Regions from separate parts of the Mus musculus genome. Here regions 1 and 2 are each linked to region 3. Evidence: chromatin loops called from intact Hi-C (ENCODE). Cell type or tissue: left cerebral cortex. All regions are shown on one strand.

The links. Peaks named below come from ENCODE experiments on the same cell type or tissue, not always from the same donor. Only the 100,000 strongest peaks of a DNase experiment are listed, where the experiment ranks them.
Region 1: a loop joins it to region 3, with 3 times the contacts of the local background. A loop is called at or near these places in 20 of 42 quality-filtered maps.
Region 2: a loop joins it to region 3, with 2.8 times the contacts of the local background. A loop is called at or near these places in 3 of 42 quality-filtered maps.

The regions. Positions count from the first base shown.
Region 1 is chr12:117,021,370-117,029,369 of GRCm38, forward strand. It overlaps Ptprn2 (protein tyrosine phosphatase, receptor type, N polypeptide 2), which reads left to right. Exons shown (of 23, transcript NM_011215.2): 12 at 1,435-1,499. Among named protein-coding and RNA genes, the nearest start is that of Gm10421, 130 kb to the right of the region's middle. In left cerebral cortex, a CTCF peak has its summit at 4,602 (motif pointing left); DNase peaks (open chromatin) are centred at 1,586, 2,136, 2,240, 2,826 and 3 more places; H3K27ac peaks cover 900 bases.
Region 2 is chr12:117,151,065-117,159,064 of GRCm38, forward strand. The region is part of intron 12 of Ptprn2 (protein tyrosine phosphatase, receptor type, N polypeptide 2); the gene reads left to right. It overlaps Gm10421 (predicted gene 10421), which reads right to left and starts at 205. Exons shown (of 3, transcript NR_033538.1): 1 at 1-205. In left cerebral cortex, CTCF peaks have their summits at 1,471 and 3,057; DNase peaks (open chromatin) are centred at 653, 1,884, 2,768 and 3,872; H3K4me3 peaks cover 4,132 bases; H3K27ac peaks cover 3,320 bases.
Region 3 is chr12:117,340,543-117,348,542 of GRCm38, forward strand. No RefSeq gene overlaps it. Among named protein-coding and RNA genes, the nearest start is that of Gm5441, 7.5 kb to the left of the region's middle. In left cerebral cortex, a CTCF peak has its summit at 4,998 (motif pointing right); DNase peaks (open chromatin) are centred at 2,766, 4,040, 4,940 and 6,238; H3K4me3 peaks cover 694 bases; H3K27ac peaks cover 3,186 bases.

The DNA.
Region 1 (8,000 bases), 320 kb before region 3:
CACCAGGCCTAAGATAATCACCTGCCTTCTAGGAAGATCTGGCTGGCCCTGGGCTAGATTATTCAGCTTAGTCATGTATTGGCTGACTGCTTTCTATATAATCTCTAACTCTGAAATCTTTGTTCTCTAGCAAGAACTGGAGTGTTTACGAATTCCATCTTTAGGTCCTTGGTCAGCCTACTTAGAGTTGCTGTTAACCCACTCCACATAGCCACCAGGCATTACAAGAGATTTGCAAACCCATCATTTTATACCTCAAGGAACAGGCTCTTGCCATCCAAGTTTTAAACCTGTGTGGTCACTTGCCCCACATCATGCCACCACCTGAAGGGATCCTAAAGTTCCCCATCCCTACCCTGGATTTCTTTATGTCCACCTCACTCTTTCTGCACAGCCAGGATTGCCTACGTGTAAAAACGAATGTCCATTTGTTAAAGGGAGAATTTTTTTTCTATAAGACAGTCCCTAGAGGTAGAGAAGGCAGGTAGGCTATAATGGGATATTGTTTGTACATCTCTCAAAGACATAATTCCATTAGCCAAGATCCATGCAGGTAATCACAGCTGATCCTTTCTTGTTATCTCATTCTGTATTAACAGCAATTGCAGTGCTCTCTCCATTCATGGGTCTTTCAGTAAAATTCTAGGTTTTCTTTTCTTCTGGTTTTTATTTCCAAAATGACAGGAGATTTATCCAAAAGAATATTTCTACTAAATCATAAGCCAGGGTCAATTGCCTCGTGACATACTTCCTCTCTGGGAAGCGGGGGCAGCTGTGTCTGCTGCCCTGGCATTGCAACGGCTAAGACTTCATTTACATCTGCTAATTGTTTCCCCGAGCTCATTCCTCCTGGCATCATATCAAATAGAATTTGTTCTCTGAAAGTCTTCCTCATGTGAAGTCGGGAGCAGATAAAGGTGGGCTTTTATTGAAACAAAACTATCATGTTTTGATGTTTCTGATGGGGACGTGGATTAAAAGGGAGTGAAGTAAGGCCTGGATCCTGTGATGTAAACAGACAGGCAGCTTTTTCCAAGTGCATGGGGTGCTAGTAACAAAACATTATTTCCCAATGGGTATATGCATAGACATACATGTAACATTACACCATTTTAAAATAAGAACTTCAAGTTTGCAGAGTGTGTTTACATACAATTTCCCATCAAATCCTCAAGGACCAGAGATTGCCTAGCATGGCATGCCTTCTAAGATGGCGTAGAAAGTATAGAGAGGTGCTTTGCTGAGGCAGACCAGATACTGAGTGGGACATGGGGTTCTCCATGTCCATGTCCCCCCTGTTGCTCAACATAGCATCTCCATGAAGTCAGACGGCTCAAACAGTTGTTTGAGAGAATTCATCAGTAGAGAACACTCTCCGATATCCCACCCTTCTCTATGCTGACGTTCTTTTGATTTTTCTTTTTCTTCTCACAGCTGACAACAAAGACCAGCTGGAGAAGGCAACTGGACTGACAATCCTTCAAAGTGGAATCAGGCCGGTGAGTAGGTTGAGGAGTATCCTTATAAGAGATGGATGCCCTCACGCCCACCAGGTGTCTCAGTGCTGGCTGGCTGGTGAAATTCAAGAGCATAGGTTTGGCTCATTGTGTGGCTAATCCACGTAGCGTCTTGTTGGCTCAGCTGGTAGGAGATCGGTCCTCCCAGTGTTTATAGATGCTGACTAATGGTGTAGGCAAATGTGACTACTTATGTTATGCCTTTGAAATCATAGTTTTGTATCTCCCCAAGAAAAATCTATCACAAACCAAACAGGAAACTCCAGGAAAGATGATGATGTATAGGACTTAAATTATTGAAAATGAGTTAGTTCCTGGAAATCACTCTTTCCTTGGGAATTTGGTGTCTTTGTTACTTAGACATGTGTGTTTAAACAAAGGTGCAGAGCTATGAATCTGTCCTTGAAGTGACTTGATGCTGTCAGACTCTTTGGTGTCCAGCCATTGCCTCGCTGCAACCAGACACTATGTCTTCTCTGTGCCTGCTGGTGGCTGCTCTCTTGGCCAACTGACAGTGTAATGAAGTGCACATGTAACAGTGACTGAGGTTCCTCCTGGGAGCTGCATGTAGCCACTCACAAGTCAGCGTGGACCAAAGCCAATCTATGCTCTTGTGTCTGAAATTCAGATTTCACAGCACTTGCCATTAAAGTTAATTAAGTATTAAGGAGTGCTTGTTTGTAAGTGTTCCCCGCTATATACATTGGCTTGTCCTTACGGAACCACTTAGAGACTCAAAGCTGCTTTGCAGAGGCTCTGATTCTGCAACCAGGTCTTTGGCTTCTGGAGCCAGTAGCTGTTTAATTGGTGGCTGTTCTCAGAGACCTGGACTTCCTGGAAGCTCTTAAGAGGGCTTGAGTGCCTGGGGGCGCCTTAGTTATTGACAGCAGAGTGAGAGAGTCTATAACTGATAGAAACTTCTCAAAGGACATTCTAAGAGCCTGACAAATGTCACTCTTCTCTGTGTGTTCTTGAGGCTATGCTGGATGAGCAGAGCAGGTGACAGCTGAAGACACTCTGATTATTTACTGTTTCTTTAACAGCCAGTGAAGTGGAAGGAAGGAAGAAGCCAAATGTCTTGGGGCTTCAGATCTCCTATATCTAAATGAGGGACAGTGGCCATGTCAGAGAGAACAGTGTGGTGTGGAGACTGGACAGTGGGCACTTAGATGTTACTGCCTGCCTCTAGCTGAGGACAAGTTTATGTGCTGGGGGCTATTTCCAGTTCAGTTTCTTCTTTGGGGAGAAATGGTGGCATCCAGCCATTGAGAGCAACCCACATTCAGGCAGCACTCATTGGTATGGCCCAGTTTCAGAAAATGTAGACACCGTGAGTTGAGTGTGTAAGCCACTCAGGAACAGGCAGCAGGTGCATAAGACCCCACTTCACACGGGAGGCCACGGTGTGATTCATGCGTTTGGTTGCTGAATACCTCATCCCTTATTGCAGTGTGGCCTCCGGCTGCTCCAGGGCAGTCAGGATGCACAGTGGGCCAACCCCATTGCTTAAGATAGACCTGGTTCTCAAGCATTTTCCAAGCTTTTCTTGGCTTCTTTCATAAGACCCACACTCTCATACCCTACCCTGAGCCTGAGGATTGGCTCTGCAGTGGCCTGTTCAGAACACAGCTGCTTGTTCTGGGGTGGAGAGGTTGGAAAGCTGTGTTCTCATCCTCCTTATGACCCCACCTTACAGGCTCTGGCCTCCAGCACTTTCCTTCTACCAAGGAATCTAGGCTTTCTCTCTGGTTGCCTGTGTGTTCACCATAAATATCTGTTTCCATTCTGCAGTGATGCCTTTAGAGTAGTCTTTCTTCTTACCTTGTGGCTCCATGTTCTATGCTGCTCTACAGGTAGTTAGTGTCTCTACCTCAGTCTACCTCATGGTAAACAGTCTACCTCATGGTTCTGTATCCTCTACTGTAGCATAGGTCAGTCTACCTTGGAAGAGCTTGTGCAGGTTTTCTTCGATAGCAGATATAAAATGTCTGGACAGAGTTAGCAGGAGGAGACTCCCCATTGACCTCAGCCTCACCGTTCTGCCATGCTAGTCACCTTTGCTCCTGAGATTCAAGCCAGCAGCCCTCAGAAGAGCTCAGCCTGCTGCCACGGTGCTTCCTGGAGATAGCCCCTTATCCCAAATATCTATTTTATAATCCCTTGCTTCAACCAGCAGCCACTTTGAAAGCTGGTGCCTCTTGAACCTTTAGCGTTGGCTGGTATCACTGCCGTGGCCTTGAGCCCAGCTCTCCACATGTTTCCTTGGCATATCCCTTGCCAGCTCTAGGCTGGAAGCTGCTCTGACAGGCAGAGAACATTTACAGTAGCAAAATGGGAGGAAAGGATTCAAGCTGAGAAAATTTTTAGAAACCTAATCATATCTTTTTCCTAATTTTAACTCTCTCATCCAGTAAGCCTGGTCTTGATGAATTTTTTTCTTTCTTTTCTTTCTTTCTTTTTTTTTTTTTTTTTCTTTTAGCGTATTTCGAATTCTTTTGATTCCTGACTCTGGAATGTAAAGCAGAGTGTGATTGCTAGAAATCTAGCAGCATTTACAGATCTGCTCCAGGCACTTGTAATTCACACGTGTGATGACAGATAGCAGAATTAGAACCTTTTAAGCCAAATAGAAATATCTCAAAACAAAATTTACAGGAAATGAGGAGATTGTGGTGCACACACGCATCCCGAATAGATGGGTGGTATTTTGATGTATTTCGAAATCTAATTTCTGACACCTTGAAAACTTTTCACATTTTAGTCACATTAATGAAGCTGTGTTTCCTCCAGAGGACAATTATAATAGCCCTGAAGAAAAGCTCAGAATGTGCTGAGAAACCAGCCTAGAAAGTTTTCCACCAGGCATGGGTCCCCCTCATTATGGAGTGGGGCTGCTTCTAGTTCTGATGCTAGCCATAAACAGCCTTGAAGCTTATCTGCCCAACCTTGAAGGCAGACAGAACAGACTATCTGGCCCAGCATCACCATGGTGGCCTTAAAGACCACAGCAGGGAGGAGTCCAAGAGCAGTGCTTGTGGGGGAAGGGGCAAGAGCTACTCTGGTGGAACTGAGCTCCTCCTGCTGGAGAGAGGCTTCCCACTCAGTGGAGTGGCTGAGACCAGATGTGGGTTCTCAGGAACCTCTCCAAAAAGTTTCCAGACCTCTTCTAAGAGTCAAGGAGGTTTGCCTGTGCAAGCTCAATAACTGTTCTTCACAGACATCCAAACCCCTGTAACCATCCCTGTGCCTCTGATGCTCCTGCTACTCAGAGCTTAAGGAAGAATTTTGTTCAAAGGAAGGGACTGTATGCTTTCAAATAAGTCCATCTTCCATGTCCATTGGAAACCCCAAGAGTTCTTGGGGTGCTTCTGCCCCACAAACTACTGGGGCTCTCCTAAAGCACACCCTGGCTGAGACCCTGTGTAGGGGATCCATGGTTGCAAAGAAAAAGCACGAGGTGTGAGGAAGTGATATGGGGAAGCAGCCTCATTTTCTCCAAATCCCACCTTACCATACTCTGTTGATGGAAGTGTTGTAGCTTTAAGCCTCTTTCATCAAAAATCCCAGCCCAGGGCTATTGAGAAGGCTCAGTGGATAAAGCCAGTTGCTGTCAAACTTGATAATCTGAATTTAGTCCCTGGGTCCTACATGGTGGGATAGGCAGCTGTCTCCCACAGGCTGTCCTCAAACCTCCATATATGTATCGTGGCATGTGTCCATGCATGCACATTCACACATGCAATAAATGAATAAGTAAACAAACATGTCCAGTCCAGTGGCTCTAGATGGCTAAGAGGAGCTTGGGTCCTGAAATAATATTTGGGCCAAATCAAATGGGAGAGCCATTGTGCGGCGGGGCCCTCTGTGCCAAAAACATAAAGCCTGATCTTTTGATTTAGAGTTTGAACTTGCAGCATTTATGTAAGGAGTCCACTCGCCAAGCAGAGAAATGAGAGGAATAAAAAGCTTTATGAAAGAAGAAAGAGTTGGAAGAAAGGAGGGGGAGTCTTAAAATATAAAACTGGAGGAAGGTGATGATTGTAGTGCAATAAATCAGGAGAATTCTGTGATTTCCTTGAAATCACTAAAAGAAAGAACTCTGCCTGTAAGGTGGCTGCATGTATATATATTGCTGACTTTAAAACAACCATATATACATGTGCAGACACATTGGTGCCTTTAAGGCAGCAATACATACACATGCAGACACTTTGCTGCTCACAGGCCAGGCATCCTGTGGTGAGGTTGGAGGTTGTAAGTTTGTTCTTCAGTATCTTTTGGCCTATTCCTTTGAAATCATTAGAGATTCAAGATGCCGCAAACTGGACTAGAGAATCCCTACATAACACTCACCTAGCAGGTTTCCCCTTGGATCCATGAATATAATTGTAGGGCGTCAGTAAAAACAGGAGATTTTTACTATGTGGAGTGTGTGCAGCAGCCCTGAGTCAGTAGTATCACACTGTACCATCTACATAAAGATGGCATACAACTGTACTAAGTGACAACACATCCACACCAACGTGAGCAGGCAGCCCTGGAGATGGTAAAGTCACCTGGGTCTCCACTGACTCTGATAGACTGTGACACTGGTGTCCTTGGCCATCATGTATCTGTGTCCACCCCACAGGGTGTGTTGTTCCTAGGCAGAGCACAGTACGCGATGAAAACCACCCCTGACCTTCGGTGAAGGTTGCACGTAGATAAATGTCAAGGATGATAAGCACTGGGAGTCATCGGCAGAGGCAGGACAGGCCTGTGGTGAAGTGGGTGCTTGTGCACCCTGATGTGGGAGGAGCTCAGGGAAACCCTTCACACAGCTGGTTGCATGGAGGAGATCAGCATTGTCAGTGAACCTGTAAATAGGAGGGGATTCTGCAAGCCTGGGGTCTTGGGTATGTATGAGACAGTGGTCCAGCCTTGCTGGGTTCCAGGCTCCAATCTAGTGTCCATCACCTTCACCTAGTCCTCCTTGCTACTTATATCCTGTGACTATTCGAGTAATGGTCCCTGGGAAGTATGTGCTGTGGTTCCCACATGGAATGTGGTGTGGCTGAGTGACAGTGATTCGGCAATGTCCTGTGCTGCTGTCAGCGATGCCACTGTGGTAACAGTCCCACCATGCCCTTCTTGCTCCTTTGGTTCATTTTGTTTTGACTCTGTAAGCCAAACGTGCAGGTGTCATTTCTGGGCAATAGAATCGCTGCTTTTCCTTGGGTGGCCATCGTCTCTACCATGGGTAGCTCAGCCTGCCTGTAGGTATTCAGAAGAGCCACGGGAGCAACCAACGTGTGTCCAAGCATGTATAAGAAGGGGGTGAGGTGTGAGTGGAGTGGCAAATACAGATGTGGCAGGCATTCGAGTGAAGGTCGCCGGGGTCTGGGTTCCAGATGTTCTTGTTGCCATGTCTGATCACATATGCCAGGAGGCCCTGCAGAGAAATGAGAATGTGTGCTTGCCTCATGCACACTCCCTCACCCCCGTTAGCCCATGGATCATCTGGGAACAAGCTTGCTATGATCACAGTGTAGAGTGCTGTGCCCTAGGCGTCACAGGCCCTCTGAGAACCTGGGGAAACCACAGGTTCCACAGGCATTCCCCAGGACACCAGAAGCCCCTTCTGTTCCCCACTGGGGGTTCCCAGTGGGGACAGGGAAGGAGCCATGTCCTGACTCCTTGGGGACACACACTGCCCTTGGGATAGGGAATAGGGTGCTCTTGTTTCTCTTCTGCAGGACCCTCATTGGCATTCCATGCACATTCACCTCATTTTATTCTAATCTGCATTTCTTGACAAAGGAAGCGGATTTTTTTTCCCTCTTAAATGCAAAAGTGCACAGGCCTGAGAAAAGACTGTTGACTTGTCAGGACTCCTAATTTGTGTTTGAAAAGGAAAATCTGCATGAAATTGCATTAAATATCTGGGGCCCCATCTCGCTTTTCCGTGTTCAGCTCCTTCACAGCCCTCATGAGTGGTAAGCAGACTAGACAGAAGTTGAGGTTCCCAGCAGCCTGTCCATTCCTGGGCTCAGGGAGCAGATATTCAGCTCTGACTTCACAAACCTGAGGCTAACAGCTCTTCACCTCCCGCCTCCACTGCTCTACACGGCAAAGAAAACTGCACCAACATTCGTCCCACTGTACTTGCCGTTTGCACAAATATGAACTTACAGTGAATACCTTTCTCTCCTGAACCACCGCCGAGAGCACCAAGCTCACATGGGCCTTTCATGCTCCCCTGTGATTCGGAGGCAGAGAGCAACTATATGATGTAGCAGTTGCCATAGTAACAAATTCAATTTTTATTCAATATCAAAGTAAATAGTCACGTAAAATGAAGTAAGTTGCATCAGACGGTGGCTACCCGCTCTTCTCTCTTTCCTAACAATTTCATATGCTTTTTTGAAAAAAAAAATTGCATAATGTATATTTCAACTGCAGTGACATGACTTACTGGCTACCTGGCCCAGGGTTGACAATGTT
Region 2 (8,000 bases), 190 kb before region 3:
CTTGAAGCAGAGGGGATGTATCCCACACTTGCTTGTGGTTCGGGACCTCTAAAAGCGAGAAAAGCAAGTGAGATTGACAGAAAGATAGCTCTGAGCCGCATCCTGGGATGTGCCAGGCGTCTCGTGGCCTTTAGGATCCTCTCAGTGCACTGCCTCCCGCTGAGTTTGCAACGCTGGCTCTGGGGCTGGAGTACAACAGGGCCACGAACTCTCCTAGGCTATGCGCGCTCCTATAAACCAGGGCCCGCGCGCCCCCGACTCCGCTGCCCCGCCCAGATCTCCGGGCGCCTTGTGCCTGCGCGCCCTAGGCTGCCAGACCCCTGTGTTCCCTGCTGCACTCCTGTTGTCTTTAAGGCGCTGTGGCTGCAGTAGGAGAGCCAAGTACCCTGGCATACCAAATGGGTGAGCATGGGGCAGGGCACACCCTCGCACTGGTGCTGAGTGATGGATCCCTTCACCCTAAGAGTACTTAAAGTACCTGGGAGGCTGAGTTTCTTGTCATAAAGAGAAATCTGTGTTCCCGGTCCCAGTATTCTGTGATCCATTTTCCAAGTCCAGTCGGGGGAGAACAGAGAAGAGGGGAAAAAGAGAAGCGAGGGAAGAGGAGGGAGAAGAGGAGGAAGAGGAAGAAGAGGAGGAGGTAGTGGTGGGTGGTGATGGTGGTGTTGGCTGGAGGCAAGCTTACACACAGGCTGTTGCTATGGAGAGGCCCGGTTGCTAGAGGGGATGAGGGCGGCAGGTCCCCTCCTCAGACTCCAGGTCTCATGTTCTCCTGTGCCAGAGCTCCTCCTGGGAATGGAACGCAAGGCACTGGGCACTCAAGTAGGCTGGGCTCTGAGGATGATTATAGGATTTGAGAAAAAACACCTCGGTCCTGGTCTTTGCCAGGACAGGCCTTTAGCTAACTGGCCTCCGTGCCCTGCAGAGTCCTGGGCCTGTTGAGGGCGCAACAGAAAGGGACCACTCTAGCAAACCTGATGGAGCGCCTCCGGGTTGCCATGCCGCAACCGATTTTAAGCAGGGGGTGGGGTGAGTGGGGGTTGGTGAGATGGGAGAGTGAGGGTTGGTGTGGGGGGGGGAGGGTCTGCAGGGCCTATCCTCTAGCATAGGGGCATCCCATACCCAAGAGACTATTGGGGAAAGCCCAATTTATACTCTTTGCCACCCCTCAAACTCAGCTTTCCCATGAAGTTACCAACTGCCTCTTCCAAACCACTCAGGCCTACAGGATTGGTGCAGGTTGTGCCACCGTCTCAGGCCTCTGGGGAATCTCTCCTTCAGCCCCTGTAAATTAAAGCTAAACAAAAGAGTTTAAGCCGGTGACCAGGGGAAGTCGTCCTTGGGAAGAGCACCAGCTTAAGCAAGCACTTGGTAGCACTGGACCCTCCTTTTGGGAGCCTGGTCCTTTCCAGGCTGTGGAGCTCCAGCCTCTTGCATTAGGCAGGTCTGGGGCTTCGCCCAGGTGGATGAAAAGGCAAGGCGGTACCAGCCTTTCCTGGCCCGGCCTGCAGTGGGGGCTGCGGAGTTTGTTCTAGGGTCCAGGAATTGGCTCTGCAGCCTCTCAGTGTGAGGCAGCAGGGTGGGAGTGGGGGGGTGTCGACCGTGCAAGCCTTCGTCTCCAGCTGTCCCAAGTGCCGGGAACAATGGGAAGGCGGCAGGAGAAGGGATTGGGGGGGGGGATGCGTCGGGGTTTCCTGAAAAAGAGCCCTCCGCAGACTGTCATCTGTGTATGACAAAATCTGCTCCCCCACACTTTCCTTTCTTCCCCTTGTTCCTGCAGCTGTGGGTCTTGAAGAGCGTATTGTACGCACAGATGTTGGGTTTCGCTCTTAGGCTCCTGGCCGCTCTGTGGGGGCGCAGCGCACCAGGGTGTCCAACCTGTGGCCATGCCCGGGGCCAAACAAGGGTTGGGGAGGAAGACTGTGGGAAGGGAAAGTCCGGGAGCCTCATGCAGAGAGTCGGAACCCAGAGGAGGACTCTAGAGACCGCTTGGCTAGCATAAACCCTCTGGAGTCCTGCCCCAGGTCTGCGCTCACGTCAAGTAATTGGGTAGGCTCCAGCGACTGGAAAGGTAGTCCTGTATCCTACACACAGGCCCCCGGGGGGTCGGGCGGCCATCTACGGTGATGACAAGAGCTTAAAGATGAAGAAAGAAATGCTTTTCACTGCTGCCTCAGTCAAACATATTGGGCTGGTAGTCCCACAATTGGCCTGGACCGAGTGGTGGCAAAGTCTCATTAGCACCTGCTTTCAACAGACTGCTCCCTATGAGCATCTGAGTCTTAGAAACTGGGGTTCATGTACAGTATGTGGTGGTGGGAGGATGGGGATGGGGGAGTCCCTTAGGTAATTAATGTGCTTCTGTTTGGAAAGGCGAGAACGGGCTCGGTTTACCGTAATTTTTTTTTTCTCCTGGAGAGTCTCTAGGAAATACTTCCCCTGCCATAAGCAAAGGTCACAGTAGGGCCATGAGGGGCGACTTTTCTAGTTGAGGCTTCATTCCCTCACCCTAATGCTACTCTGAACTTGGCCAGAAAGAAGTGCAACTCGGGAATGAAAGAAAGAAAGACTGAAAGAAAGAACCGGTAAAGGCCCAGGCTCCGGCGCGGTACCAATGACTGACAAAGCTTATGTCCATTCATAGTCTTGGGCGGATGAGGGTGTACGGAGAGCCGCGGCCCCTTAGCCAATTGCTGTCAGCAACATGTGGGGGGGGGGGGGAACGACATCGCTATAGCAACCGGTGGCTGGGCCGCGAGCCGCGCCGCCGTCGCCGGCCGGGTGCGCGCGGGGCCGGATATAAGGCGGGGCGCGGCGCCCGCGCCGGTTGGAGCTGCGCGCGCGGCCAGCCGCCTTGCGGGGACCGTCCCGAGCCCGGCCCTGCACCCGCCCACGCAGCGTCAGGACCCGGTGCGCCTAGCCAGGGGGCCGGGTTGGGGCGGAGCACGCCGGGCCGCACCGGCAGGCCTCGCAGAACTGCCTGCACCCTCGGCTCGGAGCGAGTGCTACGGCGCGCCACCGCTGGGACGCGCGGCACCTTTGTTTCCACCCGCCTCCTGAGAAGTTTGTGGTCAGAAGCAGGATGGCCCCTCTCGTCAGTGGCTTCAATGCAGGGAAGCAGTTGGTTGCGATGATGGCGCTGTCGCCAGCGGCCGCTGAGCCCCGAAGCGGCTTAGCAGGGCGCACACCCCCACCTCCTGCTTTCTTGGGCATCAAGCGTCCTCCCTGCTGCAGGTAACCAGGGATGGCCAGCCTTGTCGTGGCACTGAGAGGGGCGGTCGGGTGGGCCCTGGCAGAGGAGACAAGAGTGGGGTGGGGCAGAAAGGATCAAGAGTAGATACCCCCCCGGCCATCACCAAGCTTAGTGCTGGCAGGGCGCAGAACAGAACCTTCCAAGGGTTGAGGGTGTGCTTGAGGGCCCCAGATACAGGACTGGGCGTCTTGCCTAGTTCAGAGGGTAACTGACTTGCCACAGGACACATGTCAAAGGTCCGGCCAACAGGAAATACCACCTTTGGAATTATCTCCAGGTGGGTCTGAGGCGGAGTGCCCACGATGGTAGTTCTTTCTGAGCGCACAGATTAGAAGGGAGAGACAGAGGAGACTTCCCCAAGGGATAATGGGATAGTGGTCTGTAGGACTTCTCTTGAGTACTCCTCTCGGCTTGTCATAAGGCTGGGCCTCTGGGAAATTCAGAACTTGAAGAAAACGGCCTCGAGGATGAGAGGAGATGGAGACATACGGTATGATGAGCAAAGAGGGAGGATGGATGAAGGACAAGATGAGCAGCTAGCATAAAGGGGACTGGTCTGGGGACGTTTTCCTCTGGCAGCATTTTGGAGATCTCTTTACTCTCTCCTTTCTGGGGTCCCGGGTGTGCTTCTGTGCCATTTGATAGTCCCAGCTGGCGGCGAGTTAAGAGGACCAAGTGGGCCCGGGGCGGAGCGTTCAGAGAAGCAGGTGGGGGCGGCCCAGGAAAGTGAGGAGTCCTCTGACTCCCCAATCCCAGCCTCTCCAAGAATCACCTTTGAGCTTCTACCTCCCTGCCCCAGAGGGATCCTACACTTTCTCCCACCCTTATCTATCCGAGACCCCCACCCCCCGGGCGCGCCAGGTGGGGCGGTCGCGTACTCGCCAGAAAAACTTCTGACTCAGAGCTGTTAGAACAAGAGCTTATTTATTTCATTTCTGACTAATGGTTTGGTTCCTAAAACCCGCCTGTTTTGCGGTTAAAGAAGCTGCGCCCCCAGACATCTGGGTAGCCCCCAAATCAGCATCATTGACTTTTAAAGCCGAAGTCCCTTTGCGTCTTCGTTGCAACGCGACGCTCCAGGCTGGACTGCTTTAAAGAAGAGGGGTCAGTATAAGGATTGCCAGGGCCCTGTACGTGGTAGAACTAGGTGTGTACTGCAGTCCACCTGTCGAGCCTCACCGTGCCTCTGCCTGCCTGGGTCCTATCCCACTCAGTTTCTGCTCAGTTCTTCAGTTGTCCATCGAAGTCAGCAGACCTCGGGCTTTCTTAGGTACCAGGCATTGCGTGTTACTGCTGGAAACCGAGAGTCTTCCCGATCTGGTGTAAAGGGCTTAGTGGTCCAAATGGTTTTCACCAAGCCAGGATGACAGATTTTAGGAATCAAGCAAATATGAGGAAGCAGAGAAAGGAGGTTAGGGTTAGTGCCCACCAGCCCCCAGCCTAGATGCTCCACTCCTAAAGTGCACAGTGGCCCAGCTGGGGAGTGCTAGTCGGCCACGGTAGCGCTGCGGTGCTTTTGGTATTTTGGGGTGGGTACGGGCCTTGTTGGGGACATTTACGGCTCCTGCGAGCGCGCTTTGTGGCCAGGGAGGCTGGGCTGTGGCATTGTCCCAGCTAGGACCCTCTGGGGCTGTGAATACTGGAGGCTCCCGGGAACCCACGACCTTTTGTGTCCTGCGCCATGGTCTGATCTCCACGACCTCTACAGAGATCTTGGGAATTAGTGAGGGGGAAGGGACAGGGAAACCGGGGTGAGAAAGCAGAGGCCTGTGAGGGTCAGCCTCCCCGTGTGGGGGAGGGGACTTGTGACTGCCGCCATCCAGCTTCTTAGTCCCGCGCTTGACTCCTTCCACAACCCGGTATTGACCAGCTGGGCAAAGCTGGGCAAAGCCAAGGCCTTTACGGGCATGAGAGCGAGTTAAGCTAAAATAAGATATTTCAGTCTTGAAGGTAGTTGATTCTTGGGGTTGGGGCTAGTTCAGGACTGGACTGGGACAGTACGGCCAAATATCCCTCTCCAATACCAGGACATCACCCTAGAAAACTCCTGAACACTCCAGGCCTCAGGCACTAAACAAGCCAAAATATTGGCCTGCGAAGTGTTCTGAGGGTACCCGCTGCCCAGTTTTGAGTTCTGATGTAAAGAAAACGCAGCCAGTGGATCGGAAAAATGCAAGGGGGCAGGTTCCCTCTTTGGATAGATCCATTTGGCCTCTTCTCTGCTAGCTTAGCTGGTTCTTCCACCCTGTTGTGGTTAACAAGCAACATTAAAAATGAGTTCAAAGAACTCTCTCCTCCTTTTCAACATCAAAATCATGAATCTTCCCTCATCTTAAAACAGAGCGCTTTTTTCTAGAACAACTATTTTAGGAGTGTTTCAAGATAGCAAATAAGTTATTATCTTTTGTATATTCACTTATGTATATGCCTGAGATTTTTCAACAAACAGCCTATTTTTAAAAACAGCACATAACTTGTTTTCATTAAAGTTTATGCTTAAAAATAATTATTTCTTGGGAGATTCTTCTGCTCATATAAGCTTTTTTTTGTGGCTATTTGAATGGCAGATTTGCAAGTACAATTTCATCTGTAGAGGGGAACAATAGCTTTCAGCCGCACAAAGGCCTTCTCCCACCCTGAATTCAGACCGCAATGCCTCTTGCTCTGATAATAGCTTCTGAAAAGATTTTGTAATGCAGAGAATTAATACATGATTATTTCCGCCTGACTTCTCTCATTTATTAGAATTCTGTGGCAAATTCCAAATTAAAAATAGTTCAGTTAACAGCTTTAAAAAATACTCTTAAAATATTTCAAGACACTCCTCTCCCCCTCCCCATTTTTAAGTTTGGTCACTTGTCCAGGCTTGAAAAATATTTTGCTAAAAACTGTGATCAGTTTTAAAGTGGTGGTAACCATATTTTAACAAATTTAATCTTAGTAAAATTAAAAAGAAATTTCCAAATGATTCTCTAAGATACTGGCTCATCTAGCAGATCAAAGACGAACTTGTCACAGTAACTCATAGTCTATGAGACTCATTTCTGTTTCACAGGGGGAAAGGTTTTGCAGTCATAATAACATGGGTCCCCAAAAGAAAGGGAGGGGACATGTCCCTCATCTTGTCTTAACCTTTTACAAACCAAAGTGTGTGTGGTGGGTTGCTAAAATAGGGTGAAGCTAGGTTGCAAATCAAATTCCGTAGAAATAGAACAATGAGTATGTCAACAAGAGAAATTTAGTATCCATGAAGCTAAATGCTTATGCTCATACTTTTTTGTGCACCCAGATTTTAGACTGCAAGTCAGAGACTTAGATATCTGACTCTTATGAATTGGTTATGTTACATTTTATCCTGGTAGCATGCCTGCAAATTTTCATCATATTGGTGTGGCTTAGTTCTCACAATTGACTCTAGACATAGCATCCCACACCTCTCAGCTTATCACAACATTTTAGGAAGTTATAAGGGTGTCTGTCAAGGATGTCACCGGAAGCCCCACGTGCCTCACAGGCAGAGGTGGGGATGCTGAACTCCACAGGGACGTGGTCTAAGAGCAGCTCCACAGATCGACTTCCCTACTCCCACCCTGACCTTGCCTCACGGGCAATACCACATATTCTAAAATTGAGGAGCTGCAGGTAGAGATGATAGCAAGACGTGCTCAAGGTTACAGTTCACCTGAGCTGCCTCTGAGCTGGTGCGACCTGGACCTGCTTATCCCTGATTATTTTTAAAGTCTGCCCTACTCCTATTATTTTTTAAGTCTGCTCAGGACTTGATAGTGTGGGGCTGATGAGTGTGCCTCCCACTTCCTGGATGCACAGCCCCCCTCCCCCACCCCAGCACCTCTAACAACCTCCTTCTGAGAGTCCTCTCCACCGCCCTCCTCAGCCAGCACTGCTCCAAACTTTCAGAAAGAGCTTCCACTGTGCAGAAGGTGCTCTGCTTTTAAAAGACATCTGACTGTAAATGTCAAAGTTATAAATATTTAAACATCATTATTCTTTCAATTTCAAGTCAAAACTGATAAGATGTCTATGACTAGTCTGGGCTGTCTTCCGGGACGTCCCCCCCCCCCCCCCCCGGAAAGCCGCCTTGTGGTCCGCACCAAACTGCTCATCCTTGGGAAGTCACCATACTGAGAGGGACTGTGGCTCCAGCTGCACCTGGGTCAGCCCAGGTGCAAACTCACTTCAAGCTTCCAGCAGACACACTTCTCCCACTGCAGCTTCTGGCTAACAAGCATTTTTTTTTAAATGCACTTTTTTAGCTCCACAAAAAGAAAGAAAATGCAAGGTTGTTAACTCAGTCGCTATACGTAGGATGTTCAACTGACATTAAAACAAGAATTTCTAGAAATTTTATTTCCCCCATCCCAGGATTCTTACAACCTCATCCACTGCTAGCAGGTTCTCTCCCTTCACCCCACCCCACCCATTTCAACCCTCAGGTCAGGGCATTTTGGTGCTACTGTCAGGCAGAGAGCCCCTAAGAGATAAATTTTCAGGTTTGAGAAGCCATCAGTCAGTTGAAATTCAGACCTTAATATTAGATATATATTGACTCGAAGTGGGGGTCCCTTGATCCAGCATCTACCTTACCCTCTTCTGTCAGACATCACTCCTTTCAACCTCCACTCTGCCAACCTTCCAGGGTGCCCTACACCAAGGCAGGCCCTGAAGCCCATAGTTTCAGATCTGGGTGCCTCCCCGACTCCTACCCCATAGGCCAGTGGTGTGAGCC
Region 3 (8,000 bases):
AAATATGTCAGAGCTCTGAGAAAGGCAGAGGCTGCTGCTCCCTGCTCCCCTGTTGCTGCTGTTAGTCAGGTGGTGATGAGCAAAGAGGCTTGGATATCCTGAGAAACTCAACACCCCTAATCAGCAGGAAGAAGTCTAATGAGATGGATCCCCTTTTCCCTCTAAACTTCTTGCTTTCCTACTAGTGTTGGGAGATTGGAAGGGATTGGGGTGGAGAAAGATGGTAGGTAAAAGAACCCAAGAAAGTAACTCAAAGTATGGATTACAGTCCACCTATTGGATATAAAGAGGCACACCTGTGGTGCCAGCAGGCTGAGGCAAGTTCCAGGATAGCATGGGCTATAAGGTAAGATTCTGTCTCAAACAAACAAAAACTAAAAAAAAAAACAAAAACAAAAACAAAAACCCAACAACAACAACAACAAAAACAACCCATCAGCTTCCCACACCCCACTAGGAGTCGACCAGCTCAGAGATCCCAGAAGAACATTGCACAGCAAAATAGCCAAGTGTTCGCTTGATGTTCACCTTCATAAACGCCTGTCCTGTGGCCCAACATGCAAATGATGGAGCAGCCAGTCCAGCTCCTCTAATGTCTGCAGAAGCTCTCTACTCATGGCCAACTTGGCCATACACACAAGCACTGGCCAGTACAGCCACGTTCACCCACCCCTCAGTAACCTTCTGAGCTCCCTCCCTGCGTCAAGACTAGATGTGCCCATAGCTCTCTCCACCCTCCTCTCAGCAGTTTCTCTCCTGCCCAGAGTGGTCACACACACAACCATTAATAATGCCTGAATAATCACGCAGATCTGGTCGGCAGGGCTGTGTTTTGATAACAGGACCGCCCTCTTGCATGGTGCTTTATTTATCTTGCCAGGAGGAGTGCATGTAACAACATCTCCACTGTACTCAAGTTTCTTTGCCCTCAAAGAGGGGCTGAGGCAGGTCCTGGGGGCGTCTATTTGTGTGTTTTCTTCAATGTTTTTATGAAAAGAAACTATAAAGCAAAAAAAAAATCTTTTGAAAAAATATATCATTTTCCTACAGGCCCTGTTGGTGTTAGGTGTTCCCGAATTGAACACATTCACGATAATCTAACACCTCAAACTATCACCCTGTCTATCTGCTGCCATGTGAGCTGCCCACTCCCAGGTGAGTCCTCCACCGCACAATCCCCATCACACATAGGAAAGCTGAGTGAGTGTACATACCAGAAGAATGGAGAACGCTGGCTCAATTGCTCAGCCAGGAAAGGGGAACCACTCTGCATCTCCACCCCCCTGCAGCTCCACTCCCCTGCAGCACCATGCTTTGGGTACCAGGGACTTGGTCCTTGTCATCTGACTGATAAGCTCTCTGGACCCAGACTCAAGAGAGAAGCCCAGGCCCTGGGGCATTTCCCTGTCTGTTTTGCTATTTTTCACATTAGAAGGCAATTATGGCTGCCCATTATGGGGCCCAATACTCACAAAACCTCCATATCGCTGACAAAAAAGAAGAAAGACAAATGAATGAAGAAAGAAAGAAAGAGAGAGAGAGAGAGAGAGAGAGAGAGACTGAATCAAACAAATGTATGCTATTCTGAAGGAAACTGTGAGATTTGCCCCACTAATCCATTACTTGAGACCTCGTGTCTCTGACTCCGTGCACTGACCCGGCTGCTGTTCAATAAACACTCCCAGATGGGGGCAACAAATGTAATTCTCACCTCAAGTGCTTTTTCGTCATCCTAGCATGAAGACTCGGCCTCTGAAAAAAAGTTCTTTCTCTCCCCTTCCTCCTCCTGATGGCTGTGAGCATAGGGCGCTGAGAAGGCCTGCTGTGAGGCAGGCAGTAACCAGTACACCCCATCTCTGCCTGTGCTGGCCCGGCACCTTTTCAGCAAATTGGCTTGTTGTTTTTCAACCTCTGCGGGTCTCCAAGCCAGTGAGTCTCACTTACCTCCCTCCTAAGGCAGAGCCTGCCTGTGCCTGAATCTCCTGGTCTCTGGTCAAGAGTCTGAATTACAGAAGCAACATCGACTGGGAGTGATATGTGCGCTAGATGCTGTATCAGTGGCTCCTTGTTCTGAGTTGGTGGCTGCAGTGGGGTGGGCTGCAGAAGAGGCTGTCTTCAGTCTCCTGAGGGTCCCAAATCTCCCTGTGCTCAGTCTACGTGAGGTTCTTTTCTTTACTAGTGTAAACTCGCTGTACAAAGAATAGATTTCAAAATAACATTGCCTTTTTCTGCGTGACATCATTGTGCAAGTACTTCCCACTCTTTGACAGGGCACACTATTGTGCCCTCACTTCTGCTATGCCCTTCCTCTACCTAAATGGTCCCCCTTCTAGCTTCATGGTGATTCTCTGTGTGTGTGTGAGTGTGTGTGTGTGTGTGTGTGTGTGTGTGTAAAATCCAGATTTCATATGTGAGATAAAAATGTGATTTTTGTCAAAGTCTGGCTCCCCGCTTAGCAAGATAATCTCCAGTTCCACCCATTTTCTTGCAAACAGTATAACCGTTTCTGTTGAGTGTAACATCATAAGGCATTTTCATTTCCATATGCATGTGCAAATGTATGGGTGGGTATGGCTGCACGCAAAGGTCAGAGGTCAAATCTGAGTGTCTTCCTCAAACATTCTCTATCCTTTTTGGAAAGAGTCTCTCACCAACCCTCCCTGCAGCTCATTGATTCTGCTAAGCTGCCAGGCCAGGGAGCTTTAGAGATGCTCCTGCTTCCATTCCACCCCTGCTCTGGGTTTATAGACATACTCTCCCACACACAGCTCTTATGTAGGTGCTGGGATCTATAAGCAGGTCCTGATGCTTGCATGGCTGACATTTACCAACTGAGCCATCTCCCCAGCCCCAGTACCATACCTCCGTCATCCACTCATCTGATGATGGGGAGCTAGACTGAGCCCATGACTTGGCTGTGTGAGCATGGCTAGGCAGGTATCTCCAATCTGTGATAGACGTTCCTTTGGTATATATTTTCATGAATGGTACAGCTGGATCGTATGAAGTTTGGGTTTTTGTTTTACATTTTTTTTAAAAGATTTATTTATTTATTATATGTAAGTACACTATAGCTGTCTTCAGACACACCAGAAGAGGGCATCAGATCTCATTACGGGTGGTTGTGAGCCACCATGTGGTTGCTGGGATTTGAACTTCGGACCTTCGGAAGAGCAGTCGGGTGCTCTTACCCACTGAGCCATCTCACCAGCCCTTGTTTTACATTCTTATTAGCTGTGGATAAGGGTGCAATCCTGTCCTGTTGTTATGGCAATGACCGTTCTGATAGACAGGAGATGTAATCTCTGTGTTCACTTGGTTTGTATTACCCTGATGGATACTGATTCTGTGAGCATTTGTGGGTTGGTTTTTTTTTTTTTTTTGTATACTTATTAGCCACTTATATTTTTTTATTTTGAGAAGTGTCTATTCAATTCAATCACCTGCTTATTGACTGGATAAGGGGAAGAGAGTTTGGTTTTAATTTTAAAAATGATTTATACAGTCTGGATATTTAATTTCTGGTCACATGGATAACTGGAAAAGGCTTTTTTTTAAGTTTGTTTGTTAAGTAAATAAATCATTTATTTTTATGTGTTCTGGTGTTTTGCCTGCGTGTATGTCTGTGCACCACCTGTGAGTGCCTGGTGCTTGCGGAGGTCAGAAGATCCCCTAGAACTGGAGTTAAAGACAGTTGGCAGCTACTGGGCATTGAAAGCAGGCCCTCTGCAAGAGCAGCCAGTGCTCCTGCCTGCTGAGCCATCTCTCCAGCTCTCTTTTAGCTTTGATGTTCTCCCCCATCCGCTCAGGTGTGGGAAGCATGTATGTGCACATATGGAACCCAGATGTTGGCTCTCCTGCCTTCCCCAGTAACTTATTTTTTGAGACATGGTCTCTCACTGATCCCAGAGGTCACTGTTTTCGTAGACTGGCTGGCCAGTGAGCCCCTGGGATATACCAGTTCCTACTCCAGTACTGGAGGTACAGTCTCACATCCCACACCCAGCGCCTGTGTGCATTTTACCCTCTGAACATCTCTCCAGAGCAAACCAAAGACGTTCCCAAATTGTGTTGGCTGCCTCTTCACGATGCAAAAATCCTGCCAATAGTTCTGAGCAAGCTGTACCACAGCAACACTGCTACCCATCCTGGAGCCCAGAGCTGCTCCACAGGGCACATGGAATGATCAATAGGCATTGAGACTTCCTCCTGACATCCACGCTCATGGACATACACTCTGGATGCTGGAAAGAGAAAGGGTAGGGGACAGAGCTTCTGTCCTCTGACCCGTGACCTCAGGGCAGTGGGGTAGCATCAAAGCCACTATGCTGACAGTGACCCTGCAATGCAGGCCCTCTCTTGCCCTCGCTGTTGCGGGCTTCTGTGCACAAAGATGGCTGGAACCGGGTTGGGGGGGGGAGTGCGGGGAGAGCTATAAATGAGGGAGAGAGAGAGAGAGAGAGAGAGAGAGAGAGAGAGAGAGAGAATGGATGAACCTGAGACCTGGCCTTCAGTGCTTGCACTGTGCCCACAGGAGGAGGCCATGCACTTAGAAAATGTCATGTCTAGTGTTTGTATAAAATGTCATGTTAGTGTTTATATTCCATTTCTCCTCTCAGCACAAAAAGAGAGAGAAAAGCGAGCATGCCCCACAGGGTCACAGGACCAGAGAAAATCCTGCAAGGCCCTCAGCACAAATAGCAGAGCTTGGCCCAGGCCCTTTGCATGAAAATCAGCACCCATCTCAGCAGAAGCCACTGCCAGGGGCAACTGGGGCTTGGACAGCGCTCCGTCAGATTTAAAACTGATTTTTTTTTCTTAAGAAACCAGAAGAAAAGGGGGTGCTTTGAGCTCATCTGCATTACAGATCAGGTCTCTCCGAGAGAATCAGCCATCCATAATTCATTACATGTTTCCTGCCGGGGATGGAGACAGCCTGATCCTAGCAACAGAGTCATAGCAACAGGAGCTGAAGCAGAGCTGCTCCGCCCACCAGGGGGAGGAGAGGAAGGGGAGAGGTGCGCGGCTTCTTGCTCCTCAGGAGGGCTGGCAAAGTTCACCGGGTTATAAAGGAAGATGGAGGCTGAGAGTGGAGGTGGGTTTGAGAAAACTGGGAAAGGCGTGGGTGGGAGACTGAGGGAAAGCATATGAATTTGAGTTGCATAAACTCTAGCTAAGAAGGTAAGAAGCTAGTAAGTAGCGTTTGGAAAGAGCCCTGCCAGCTGCCACACTGCCTGGCGCCCATCGGTATACAGACGGGGGTCACTAAAAGACCACATCACTGTCAATTGTTACAAGAACTGCATAATTCGAGGAGTGCCTGACAGCTAGTGTGAGGGAGTCCGTGGCACTAGAGTGAACATAGTGGAAACGGCGCCCTCGGTCCTCACTTGTTTCATCTGAAGAGTCACCATCTGGAATGAGACTTGCGGTGCGCTCTAGACATACCTGCTGTTTGACCCCCTTGCTATCAAATGGAAAATCCCCTGAACTCTGACCACTTGATCTTGGGATCTGTGGCTCTATGAGGAGAATGTGTTTCTTCTATATTCGGCACAGTCAAGGATGCTGGAAGAGCCACTGGAAACTTCCAAAGTGATGTGGGAAACACCATTGATGGTATATATGGAAGACATTATCAGAGCAACTGACAGCCATGAGCTGTGTGAAAGCCACCACCAGAGCCACTGAAACCTGAGAAGCCACATGAGGGACACCTCTGGGGTTACAGGAACCCTCAAAGCTGTCAGTGCTTGGTCAGTAGAGAATGTGAGCCTTGCCACACCTATGTCTGGACTCAAGCCAGGGTCTTCTGAAATAAGAGCTAGTGCTCTTAACAGCTAAGCTAAGCTCTCTCTGGCTCCCAAACCTTGCTTTTGAAGGCCTCATTTTATTTTATTTTATTAGCCTTTAAAAAGGGTCCTTGTCACAGCAGTTGCCACGCAGTCCCCAACTTTTTGATGGAGCCATGGTTAGATGTACAGCATTTAGTCACCTACATTGTTCTCTAGAAAGTATGACTACTCACAATGCAACAGTGGACTCCAAGCCACTGAGACCAGCATAGAGCTCTCAAACATCACACACATCACTCTTGCCTTTAGCTTGAGGGTGGTCCGCTGACATATGACAACTACAGGCACACTTCTGGTGACAGTATCTCTGCCAGGTGAAGAGAATGCCACCTCGCTTTGCATTCCTTCATTTTCTTCACAGCACACGCCCTCCAGAGTAGCATGCTGGCTGCTGGGGCTCTGGGGATGCGGCACTGATCTAGAAAGAAGAGTTCATGATTTTCTCTGTGTCTGCCCAGATCCTGAGTGAACACCATCCCGCCTTTGTGCTGCCTTCACAGCCACACGAAGATGAAAGTGTCTTAGGATATACCCTGGAGCTATGCCAAACTGCTGGATTGAAGGTTATCAGTGCCCTGGAAAGCTCCCAGTGCAAATGGAAAACTGTGATACCCTGCAATCCCTCCTCCCGCTGTACCCCTAAAGCCAAGAGGGGTTCTGAGCAGCACAATGCTCAGACCAGACCAGTGTAGGAGAGATTCCTCCCATCAACATCCTCAAAACTATCTCAGCTGAAACTCTAGTGGGATTTTTTTTTTCTGTTTGAAATGATGGTTTCCCTGAGGTCAAGTGGAAAAGCCATCTTCAGAAACAGGTCTATTTAGATCCACTCATATTCTACAGAATTCATGTGGTCTCTTCAAAGCATCCCAGGCTCAGTGCACAAACACTGCTGTGACCACTACTGACCCCTGTGGCGGCGGCTGCTGGCTGCTGCTGCTGCTGCGTAATCAGGGACATCAGCAAAGTGAGAGAGCAGGGTGAACTGTGACCTTGTATTAAAATGACCCAATGGCTCCTCATGTGGATGTGGTGACACTTTGCCTTGAAGAGTGGACAGGTGGCCACATCTGCAATATTTCCTTTGCTGACACCTCCTCTGAAATCCCCACTAACCAGCCCCTGGTTGCTCAGAAGTCACTAACACCACAGATCCGCTCAGTGCCTGCTGTCTGCCTGGTTTGATGAAAAGTCTATAGCGAGAGTCAAAATAGACCTGCTGTTTTTAAAGTGATGCATAATCCTGTACACCATGATGTGTGTTTCCCTAAGATGGAAACCACAAAGCGGCAGGGGCACAGCCCACAGCCAAGCCACCTGTCAAGGTCACCCTGGCAGAGATAACTCCGACACCCTTCTTTTAGAATGAGATACAGAAACTATAACTATACAAAGACAACTAGGGACAATGGATACTTAAACTGCTCATGGTCCAGCAAGATGGTTCTCAGCAGGGTACAGAGGTCACTTGCTCTATGAGCCCAAAGTCATGAGTTCAATTCCTTGAACCCACAGTAGAAGGAGAGAACCAACTCACAAAAGTAATCTTCTCACCCACCCCCAGCACACACAATAGTAAATAAAGTCATAAAAACCGTTCCTGTGGAACTGTTCATTGGCTGGCTTGGTACAGCTTTCTGGCACAAAGCTAGTGATTCCTTGTCTGGGTTGTGTCTCTGGAACCTGCTTGCAAGAAGCATGCAGCAGCCTTGAGTAGTGGAGGGGCAAGCCATCCCCATCCTTTCCCATGAGCTTCCTGCCCAACTCCAGCCTCATGAGTACCTCTGAGAGTCTCTGTGTGTTGGTCTGTGTCTGTGTCTGTGTCTGTGTCTGTGTCTGTGTCTGTGTCTGTGTCTGTCTCTGTCTCTGTCTCTGTCTCTGTCTCTGTCTTCCTGTTTGTCTCTATCTCTCTGTCTCTGTCTCTCTCTCTGTTTCTCTCTGTGTCTGTTTCTGTCTCTCTGCCTCTCTGCCTCTCTCTCTCTCTGTCTCTCTCTCTCTCTCTCTCTCTCTCTCTCTCTCTCTCTCTCTCTCTCTCTGTATCTTGTTTGGGTGGATTCTCTTTATGTTCCAATTGCTTAAGGACTGCCTCCTTATCTTTGCCATGTGACCTGGTTTTAGGATGCCTTTTCCACTGGCTGTTTTATC